Regions from separate parts of the Homo sapiens genome. Here all the other regions are linked to region 1. A link is a contact called in ENCODE Hi-C or POLR2A ChIA-PET data. All regions are on one chromosome and are shown on one strand. The core of a region is the stretch at or near the end of the contact, and the rest is flanking DNA. Distances in the headings are between cores, read along the strand shown. Region 1 overlaps LTBP3 (latent transforming growth factor beta binding protein 3). Region 2 overlaps CATSPER1 (cation channel sperm associated 1). Region 3 has its middle 13 kb from the start of EIF1AD.

Region 1 (3,090 bases), core at 226-2,725:
GGCCAAAGGCTACCAACCCCGCCACCGCCCGACCCGGCAGCACTCACCTCTTGGGGGCTTCCCCAACAGCAGGGGGCTTGTGTCCCAGAAGGAATTGCTCTCGCTCTGCGATGTCGGGCAATGGGACCCTGGGAGGAGCAGAACTGGTCAGCGACGTCCGGGTCCCCGGGCCCTGGCCCCCATCCTCGCTCCCGGCCAACTCCTCCCCGACTGCCTTACCCGCGCCGCGCGGCGGGCACGGTCGGCATTGGGCGCCCCAGCCGCGGCCCTGGCGGCAGCAGCAGTCGTCGAAGGTGAGGGCAGGCCCGGCCAGGGGGCCAGCGCACATGCCGTCCTCTCCGCGCTGGCTCCAGCACACGTCGCGCCGCTCCGGGGCACGCTCTGCGGAAGACACCTGGCATCAGGGGAGGGGCCCAAGGCAGGAACCGCCCGCCTCCGCCCCACCCCACCTGCGCGGGGGCCACGTGACGGACAGGGCCCCGGGATCGGCCAAGGCCAACCCTCGCCCTCACCGGCCGGGCTCTCGGGGAGCTGGCAATCGCGGCCGGAGGGCCCGGGCACCCAGGGCGGGCGACACTCGCAGCGGTAGGAGCCCGGCAGGTTGACGCAGCGGCCAGGGCGGCAGGCTGCCGGGTCCTGGCACTCGTCCACGTCTACGAACAGCGAGGGGGTGGGTGGGGGCCGTCACAGCTCGGCCCGGGCCCCGCCCCTCCCGCGTACCCCACTCCCCGGCCCGGGCCTCACCCATCTCTTCCGGGCTCAGGCACTGGCGCTGCGCGGGACTGTACTCGGCAGGGGGCGTGCAGGCACAGCGGTAGCCGCCGCGCGTGTTCTCACACACTCCGTTCCGGCAGTTGGACTCGTCCAGGCACTCGTCCACGTCTGCAGGGAGGAAAAGCGTGGGTAGCAGGGGCAGGCCCGGGATGGGCGCGGTGGCGCGTGTCTCCCTGCCGCTTCCCCACGGCCGCCGGGGGGCGGAGCTCACCCACGCATTCCAGCAGGTTCCCGTCGTAGTAGAAGCCCTGCTTGCAGTAGCACTCGTAGCCAGGCTGCGTGTTCACGCACTTGCCCTCCTTGCAAATCTCCGACCCGAACAACATGCACTCGTCGATGTCTGCGGGGTGACAAACACTGGCCGCTCCGGTCCCGCAGCTGCAGCCCGGAGGCGTGGGCTGGGCGCACCACCGGAGCGAAGCCATCCCCGGGCGGGGCCTACAGGAGGGGCGGGGCCTACAGGGCGGGGCCTGCGAGGAAGGTGCGGGCGGGGCTTACCCGGCGCGGGCAGCTGACCCAGCGAGTCCCGGCGGGATCCGGGCGAGCCCAACCCGGGGTGAGAGGGCGCGGGGCGGGCGGAGCCGCAGGGCGCTTACCACGGTGGGCTGGGATGCCGTAGTTGACGATGTTGTTGTCCTGGGTGTAGCCCTTTCCGTCTGGGCAGAGGCTGTGGAACTCGGCTGCAGGGGCAGGGCGGCCGTGGGGAGGGAAGAGGCAGGACTGAGCGCGCGCGTGGGCTTAGGGCTGCAGCCCGCCGCCTATTTCCCAACTGCCAGGGGGCGCCATTTCCCACATTTGGCTTCCAGATGAAGAAACTGAAGATCTGGGAAGGGGCCTGCCCGGCTCCTGACCTGAGCTGTAGACTGGGCAGGGGTAGATTTCGCAGTGGTCGCCCCAGCCGGCCCCCAGAGAGCAGCAGCACTCCTGCTGGGTCACGTTGGTGGCCAATACGCTGTCGCAGAACACTGTGTCATCGAAGTTCAGGTAGCACTCCTTCTTGTGGTGGGGCTGCTCCACCTCTGAGGGGCAGACGGCAGCTCAGGGTTGTGCACAGACCCCCCTTGGCCCTGTCCACCCTGCCCACCCACCACAGGTCTTTCCCCCCACATTCCCTGGCTCCCCTTAGCCTCCTCCTGAGAGTTGGCTCTGTTCTCAACGTGGTGTTCTGGACCCTTCATCGTCTGGCCCCACCAGACTCCCCCAGCCAAAAGAGATTTCTTCCGGTTCCCCAAATTTAGGAGGGTGGGGCCAGGACACATCTCTGAATCCCAGCTGCAGCTCAGGGGAGTTGTCCAGTCCGAGGGAGGAGCTGGGAGGACACTCACCCTCACAACCGTGCTGGTCCTGGGTGGGAGTGAAGCCCTCATCGCAGACACACACATAGGAGCCCTGAAGGTTCTTGCAGGCCCCATGGGGAAGGCACAGGCTCGGGTCCTGGCTGCACTCATCTATGTCTGCGGGGCAAGAGTAGCGCAGCTGGAAACCCAGCCCCTCTTTCCCTGGGGCTGCACCTCAAGGGCCTCACACAAGTTCAGAACCTGAATTTCCACTTTGGTTTCAAAGTATGTACAGCAGGAAGTCTGCTGTGTCTGTGCATGTGTCTGAATGTGCATGTGGACATTAGCTGCTGTCCTTCATAACACCTTCAGTGGCTCCCACTAACCTTACAAAACCTAAAAGTATCAGAAGCCCAAATGGAAAGGCCTCAAATGCAATTGAGCTTCCGATACCTTTAGGTCTCATCACGCCTTACTCTAGACCACCCTCCACTCCCCAACTCTGTGCTCAGGGCACCCTCCCCTCCTCTGTAAACACAACTAGCTCCTTCCAGATCTCTATGCTTTGCAATTACTGCTCTTTGGTCCTGGAATGACTTCTCGTGCCTTGCCTTTCCCATGCCTAGGGAACTCCTACTTACGTTTCAGTCCAGTTCAACATTCACCTCCCCATTGCAATTAATCATTAGTCTATACCTTTCTTGGCACCCAGGACCCTGAACTGTCAGAATCAGTTTACATGTTGGCCTCCCCTAGCTGGGAGCCCTGGGTGATTGTTGATTACCTAGTACAAAGCACAGAACCTGGAAAATAGTAGGTGCTCAATAAACTTTTTTTTTTTTTTTTTTTTTTTTTGAGATGGAATCTCACTCTCTGCCCAGGCTGGAGTACAGTGGCGTGATCTCGGCTCACTGCAACCTCCGCTTCCCATCTTCAAACGATTCTTCTGCCTCAGCCTCCCGAGTAGCTGGGACTACAGGCGTGCGCCATCACGCCCGGCTAATTTTTGTATTTTTAGTAGAGATGGGGTTTCACCATA
Region 2 (3,090 bases), core at 413-2,912, 480 kb after region 1:
AAGCCACCATGCCCGGCCCCAGGTAGGTCTTTTAAGATTTGACAAGCACAGTCAGGTGTTGTGGCTCACACCTGCAATCTCAGCACTTTGGGAGGCTGAGGTGGGAGGATCATCTGAGGTCAGGAGTTCCAGTTTGAAACCAGCCTGGCCAACCTGGTGTAACCCCATTTCTACTAAAAAATACACACACACACAAAAAAACAACAACATTAGGCGAGTGTGCTGGCGCATGCCTGCAGTCTCAGCTACTCAGGAGGCTGAGATGGAAGGATTGCTTGAGCCTGGGAAGCATAGGTTGCAGTGAGCAGAGATTGCAGCACCGCACTCCAGCCTGTGCGACAGAGCACAAGACTCCATCTCAAAAAAAAAAAAAAAAAAAAAAAAAAGACTTGACAAGCAGTTTAACTGGCTTTGGGAGGATTGTTCTAGGGTCCTCTGGACTAAAGTCCTCCTGAGTCTCAAATTCTAAAACTCTAAAACTGAGTCTGGAATTCTGTGACTGTGGAAGGAGGTTAGGGGGATGGAGAGACTGGCCCCCACTGCGGACGGGCAGGTGGGGCCAGGGCGGGCCAGGCCCATACCTGCAGCTCTGAGCTCCGTCAGTGAGTCTTCCAGCAGCTTCTCTTGGATCCGGGCGGCCCTCTGGGAAGAAGAGGCCTCAGATCTGCCAGAGTCCCAGGCCTGCTCAACCCTGGAGGCCCCTGGCCTCACTCCTCCAGCTTCCTGATCTGGTCCACCTGTCCCACCCCACTCGGTACCTCCTGCTTCGCTTTCTCAAGGCCTTTGAACAGCGCCGTCTGGAAGCTATCCACCAGGACAGTAATCACCAGGCTGGGGAGAGGGACAGGGGTGTGCCCTCAGCGAGGAGGCCAGAGGAGAGGGGCACCCGGTACTTCTTGTGGGTTCAGCGTGGCATGACCAGGGTGAGAGGGCTGGGGTAAGGGTCCCAGGGGAGAGGAGGAAGTGTGGGTGGTGCTGGGCAGCAGAGCAGGGGTGAGTCCTCACTTGAGGAAGATGAAGTACTGGATGATGATGTAAATTACGAGGATGGGAATGATGTACCAGGCGCCTAGGGGGAGCAGGCCAGAGGGCACAGTCAGGCTGTGCTCGCCACCCCCAACCACGACCTGCTCCCTTCCCATACCCGGACATGCAGGCATCAGAAGCCCCACTTTGCCGATGGGGTCACTGAGCCCTGGCCGGTCCACCCCGCCAATCCCCGGCCCTCCCTGCAGCCTGGGGCCTGCCCTACCCTGGGCACGGCTGTCCATGTAGATGAGGGACCAGTCATCCAGCGTGAGCAAGGTGAAGAGGGTGAAGATGGTGGTGAAGATGTTCTGGAAGCGCTTGGGGTCAGATTTGCGGAACAGTGCCCGGAGGACCGCGGAGAAGAGGACTGGCTGTTCAGGGCCAAACTCAGCTCTCCAGTGCTATCCCCACCCCAGCGCCCCTCGTCCTGCCCCATCCCTGCTCCCCGCACCCCTTTCACCGCAGCCCCTCAGGCCCCCACCCCAGCCCCTGCAGCACCAGGATACAGAGGCAGGTAAACATGAGGATGAGGATGGCTGCGATGGACGGCAAGGACTGGCCCAGGGTCCCTGTCACTTCCTGGACGCTGGTCAGGAAGCTGTGGGCAGAAGGAGTGGGGACTGAGTCATCGGTGAGGGGCGGGGGTGTGTGTCTCTGCCCAGCAGCCACAGCTGGCGCTGAAGGCAGGAGGCTCCTGACTTGTTGGTGACTTGGGTGAGTCCTGGCCCCTCTCTGGAAAAATGAAGGGGCTGATTCCAGTGCATGACAGAAGGCAGAAGCAGGCTGGGGTCAGCAGCCTCCTGCGCCCCCATCCCTTGAGCAGGTCACAGTGGATTTCTTTGGGGCCCTGGTCTGTGTCCCCTCTTCCTTTGGAGTCCCCACCCCAGGTGGGAGCCGTGGCCACTGACCTGAGCCTCCGCAGGACCCGGATTGCCCTCAGGGCCCGCAGGCTCTTGAAGACCTTGAGGATCCGGAAGAGGCTTTGGTGGTAGATGGCGAAGGAGTGGGTCTGCATCAGCAAGAAGTCCAGCACGGCCATGGCCATAATGAAGAAGTCTGAGGGCACGGGGTGCCTGAGCCTGGCGGGCTCCCAACGCCAGCGCCCCCTTCCCCATCCTTCTCTCGTCCCGAGCCTCCCCCAGACTAAACACACGCAGCCTGGCCCCGGCCGCACCCACCCAAATTGTTCCAGAAGTCAAAGAAGTACGAGAGGCCCAGGGCGATGATCTTGAGCAGGGCTTCCACCACGTAGATGCAGAAGAATATGGAGTCCAAGGCCATGAAGTACCACTCTGCAGGAACACAGGGGTGCACTCAGAGCTGTCCCCAGCACCCAGTGCCCTCTCTCTCCTCAGCATTAGCCTCACACAAGCCCAGATTCCCAGGCTCTCCCCGGCTCTGCGTAAGCAGCTGCGCGACTTCACTACTGCTGTGTCTCAGTTTTCTTGTCTTTAAAATGGGGATAATTGTGTCCAGGAGCAGTGGCTCACACCTGTAATCCCAGCACATTGGGAGGTTGAGGCGGGCGCATCACTGGAGGTCAGGAGTTCGAGACCAGCCTGGCCAACATGGTGAAACCCTGTTTCTACCAAAAATACAAAAATTAGCTGGGCATGGTGGTGGGCACCTGTAGTCCCAGCTACTTGGGAGGCTGAGGCAGGAGAATCACTTGAACCCGGGAGGCGGAGGTTGCAGTGAGATCGCGCCACTGCACTCCAGCCTGGGTGACAGAGCCAGACTCCGTCTAAAATAAAATAAAATAAAATGGGGATAATTGAAGTCCACTTGATAGAGTTGTGAGCGTTAAATGCATGAACACAAGCGAAGTGCTTAGAATGGAGCCTGAGACAGCGAGCCGGGCAGCTCCTGTCCTTCACCCTGCTCCACGGCGTTGGAGGGCCCAGCCTTCCCCGACCTTACATCCTCGCCCCTCCAGGGCCTTCTCGGGCTCCCGGCCCTTCCGCGAAGCTCGGGCTCCAGGCGCCCGCCCGCCCTCAGCCGCACATTTGGAGCAGATGCGCTCCCTAGTGGCTGCGGCGCGAACAGCACCGCCTCCCGCCT
Region 3 (3,090 bases), core at 279-2,778, 450 kb after region 1:
CAGCCTGACCAACATGGAGAAACCCCGTCTCTACTAAAAATACAAAAAATTAGGCAGGCGTGGTGGCAGGTGCCTGTAATCCCGGCTACTCAGGAGGCTGGGGCAGGAGAATCTCTTGAACCCAGGAGCCAGAGGTTCCAGTGAGCCGAGATCACGAAGCAAGGAAGGAAGGGAGGGCGCGAGGAAGGAAAGATGTGGCCATAGATCGTGAGTAGGATCGATAAGACAGAACTCCATTGTCGAAAGCTAAATTATGGCAGACACAAAGCGGATGGGAGACCCACATGAAAGAAGGCACTTGGAGCCTTCAGAGAAGAACGCAGGGAGGCAAAACCCCCAAAGGCCTGAAAGCTTCAGCAGTCACTAGAAGGGGAGCTGAATACATGTGCTGAGGGGCCCTGGGGAGACGACCCTTCCAGAGGCTGCAGTTCTTAGGTCTTACCAGCCCCTCCTTGCTGCCCATCTACCAGGTCCAAGGCTCCCTGAATCCTCAGACATTAACTACAGGGGTACCTCATCCTTGTCCAGAGCAGGGTTTCTGGGGGACACAGCCACAGACACCTCCATGTGAGTCCTCCTGCACCTCAATTTGGGTGCTTTCTAACTGAAAGACCAGGGCGGCCAGGCGCGGTGGTTCACGCCTGTAATCCCAAAACTTTGGGAGGCCAAGGCGGGCAGATCGCCTGAGGTCGGGAGTTCAAGACCAGCCTGACCAACATGGAGAAACCCCATCTCTACTAAAAATACAAAATTAGCCAGGCGTGGTGGTGCGTGCCTGTAATCCCAGCTACTTGGGAGGCTGAGGCAGGAGAATCGCTTGAATCCAGTAGGCGGAGGTTGCGGTGAGCCAAGATCGCGCCAGTGCACTCCAGCCTGGGCAAGAAAAGTGAAACTGGGTCCCCCAAAAAACAAAAAAACCAGGGCAGTTCCCCACCACCCTCCAAGCACTGTACTCCAGCTTGTAAATGCTGCTGGGGAGGAAGGCCACTTCTGATCATGCCTTGGTGAGTGAATCCATCTCTGGGGGAGTGGAACTTGTGTTCGCAGTGGTCTACCAGCATCCTAACTGCTGTTGGGGCATGTGGACCCTTTGATTGGACCAAGAATGCAGTTCCCTTATGAGACTGTAACTAGGTTAGATGCTTTCGGGTTCTGTAGCCCAAGGCAAGGTGCTGACTTGCTGGTTTTACGTGCTTAGGGTGACCTCTGCTGGTGGCTTCTCTAAATGTTGGCAGAATACACAGCCAGGAACTGCCGGTACCGTCTCACATCAGCCAGTAGTTGGAGCCACATTGCTATCAGAAGGAAAAGAGTGCTCTTCTCATACAAGAATTATTAAAACAAAGTGATGCCCAATGCTGTTCAAGAATGAACAGCCTGGTCTGGTTAGTAACAAAGGATTCTGGTACTTGGCAACTCATTGTGGATTAGCAAGGGTTAAATAACAAAGTGGGTATTTTAGCGTCATGAGAATCTATCACAATAACTGGAAGAATTGCTGCCAGTACTGGCACCTGGTGTACAGCCCTGGGCACTGCTAGTTCTTTTTTTTTTTTTTTTTGGTTGGAGTCTTGCTCTTGCCCAGGCCGGAGTACAGTGGCGCCATCTCGGCTCACTGCAACCTCTGCCTCCCCTCCTGGGTTCAAGCGATTCTCCTATCTCAGCCTCCCAAGTAGCTGGGATGACAGGCGTGCACCACCACACCCAGCTAATTTTTGTATTTTTTTAGTAGAGACAGGGTTTCACCAGTTGGCCGGGCTGGTCTCGAACTCCTGATCTCAGGTGATCCACCTGCCTTGGCCTCCCAAAGTGCTGGGATTACAAGCGTGAGCTACCGCGCCCAGCCTGTACTGCTAATTCTTCATTCCTCAGTGTCACCAGATGAGGCATACGGCATGCCTCCACACCTCCCACAGGGGCTTTTGGATTCTCTTGCAAATGTCACCAGTGGATCAAACACACGCACAGCATGAACTGCTGGTGGTGTCCGTGGTGTCCTGACTTCTTGCTTCATCAGTGATTTTCTGAGGGCGGCTCCCACTGAGGAAACTGCCCACACTTCTCTGTGTGCTTCTCAGACACAGGTCAGTAGAGATGTTTGGGCCTTGAATGAAGACAAAACCCACGGTTCTGTGGCCCAAGTCACTTTCCTGGGAGACAACTGGGCAACTACTAAAGACGAAGCACCAGGCCGGGCACGGTGGCTCACCACCTGTCATCCCAGCACTGTGGGAGGCCAAGGCGGGTGGATCACCTGAGGGCAGGAGTTCGAGACCAGCCTGGCCAACATGGTGAAATCCCATCTCTACTAAAAATACAAAAAAAATTAGCTGGGTGTGGTGGTGCAGGCCTGTAATCCCAGCTACTCGGGAGGCTGAGGCAGGAGAATTGCTTGAACCCTGGATGCGGAGGTTGCAGTGGGCTGAGATCGTACAATTGCACTCCAGCCTGGGCGACAAGAGCGAGACTCCATCTCAAAAAGTAAGTAAGTAAGTAAATAAATAAATAAATAAAAATAAATAAAAATAAAGCAAACCATGTAAAAAGAAAAAAAGTGCACATGGAATTCGGACAATGGTTGCCTTGGGTGGGACAGCAGAGAATGGGCTGGTCAGGGTAGGATGGGAGGTGGAGTATGTTACTTGGGTTATTGTTAAAGTCCTAGCCTTTATTTTATGGTGGTGGGTTTGAAGCTGCTCACATTATTAAAAATAACCAACCAAATATTTAATTATTCTTGACTTTTAATTTTTTATTGAAAGGGAGTCTCACTATGTCACCCAGGCTGGCCTCAAACTCCTCAAGGGCTTAAGCAATCCTTTCCCTTCAGCCTTTCAAGTAGCTGGGATTACAGGCATGTGCCACCATGCCCAGCCAAAATGTTTAAATATAGGCCAGACTCAGTGGCTTACGCCTGTAATCCCAGCATTTTGGGAGGCCGAGGCGGGTGGATCACCTGAGGTCAGGAGTTCGAGACCAGCCTGGTCAACATGCTGAAACCCCGTCTCTACTAAAATATAAAAATTAGCCAGGCGTGGTGGTGGGCGCCTGTAATCCCAGCTACTCAGGAGGCTGAGGCAGAAGAATGGC

What was found. A loop is a pair of places that touch in the nucleus more often than their neighbours do. ChIA-PET counts read pairs that join two places held with the same protein, here RNA polymerase II (POLR2A). Pooled maps may share reads with other maps.
Region 2: a loop to region 1 is called in a pooled map, with 4 times the contacts of the local background. The contact joins two enhancer-like sites. A Hi-C loop is called at or near these places in 1 of 168 maps with a recorded cell type or tissue (PC-9) and 3 of 50 pooled maps. POLR2A ChIA-PET finds 5 or more read pairs at or near these places in 1 of 52 experiments (CD4-positive, alpha-beta T cell).
Region 3: a loop to region 1 is called in a map of natural killer cell, with 2.8 times the contacts of the local background. The contact joins two enhancer-like sites. A Hi-C loop is called at or near these places in 2 of 168 maps with a recorded cell type or tissue (heart left ventricle and natural killer cell) and 12 of 50 pooled maps. POLR2A ChIA-PET finds 5 or more read pairs at or near these places in 1 of 52 experiments (PC-9).

Annotation. Positions count from the first base shown.
Region 1 is chr11:65,539,501-65,542,590 of GRCh38, forward strand. It overlaps LTBP3 (latent transforming growth factor beta binding protein 3), which reads right to left. Exons shown (of 28, transcript NM_001130144.3): 19 at 2,100-2,228; 20 at 1,626-1,793; 21 at 1,371-1,454; 22 at 986-1,114; 23 at 745-882; 24 at 513-653; 25 at 220-381; 26 at 48-128. Among named protein-coding and RNA genes, the nearest start is that of SCYL1, 16 kb to the left of the region's middle. RefSeq lists silencers at 369-568, 619-1,378 and enhancers at 1,118-1,412, 1,629-1,678. Within about 2 kb of position 1,476, at least 37 of the 41 ENCODE cell types and tissues checked have a DNase peak (open chromatin) inside an H3K27ac peak, as active enhancers do.
Region 2 is chr11:66,019,559-66,022,648 of GRCh38, forward strand. CATSPER1 (cation channel sperm associated 1) reads right to left here. Exons shown (of 12, transcript NM_053054.4): 3 at 2,208-2,321; 4 at 1,938-2,085; 5 at 1,536-1,627; 6 at 1,253-1,396; 7 at 1,006-1,069; 8 at 759-831; 9 at 582-642. Among named protein-coding and RNA genes, the nearest start is that of CATSPER1, 5.4 kb to the right of the region's middle. Within about 2 kb of position 1,663, at least 7 of the 41 ENCODE cell types and tissues checked have a DNase peak (open chromatin) inside an H3K27ac peak, as active enhancers do.
Region 3 is chr11:65,987,928-65,991,017 of GRCh38, forward strand. No RefSeq gene overlaps it. Among named protein-coding and RNA genes, the nearest start is that of EIF1AD, 13 kb to the right of the region's middle. RefSeq lists an enhancer at 1,435-1,504. Within about 2 kb of position 1,529, at least 3 of the 41 ENCODE cell types and tissues checked have a DNase peak (open chromatin) inside an H3K27ac peak, as active enhancers do.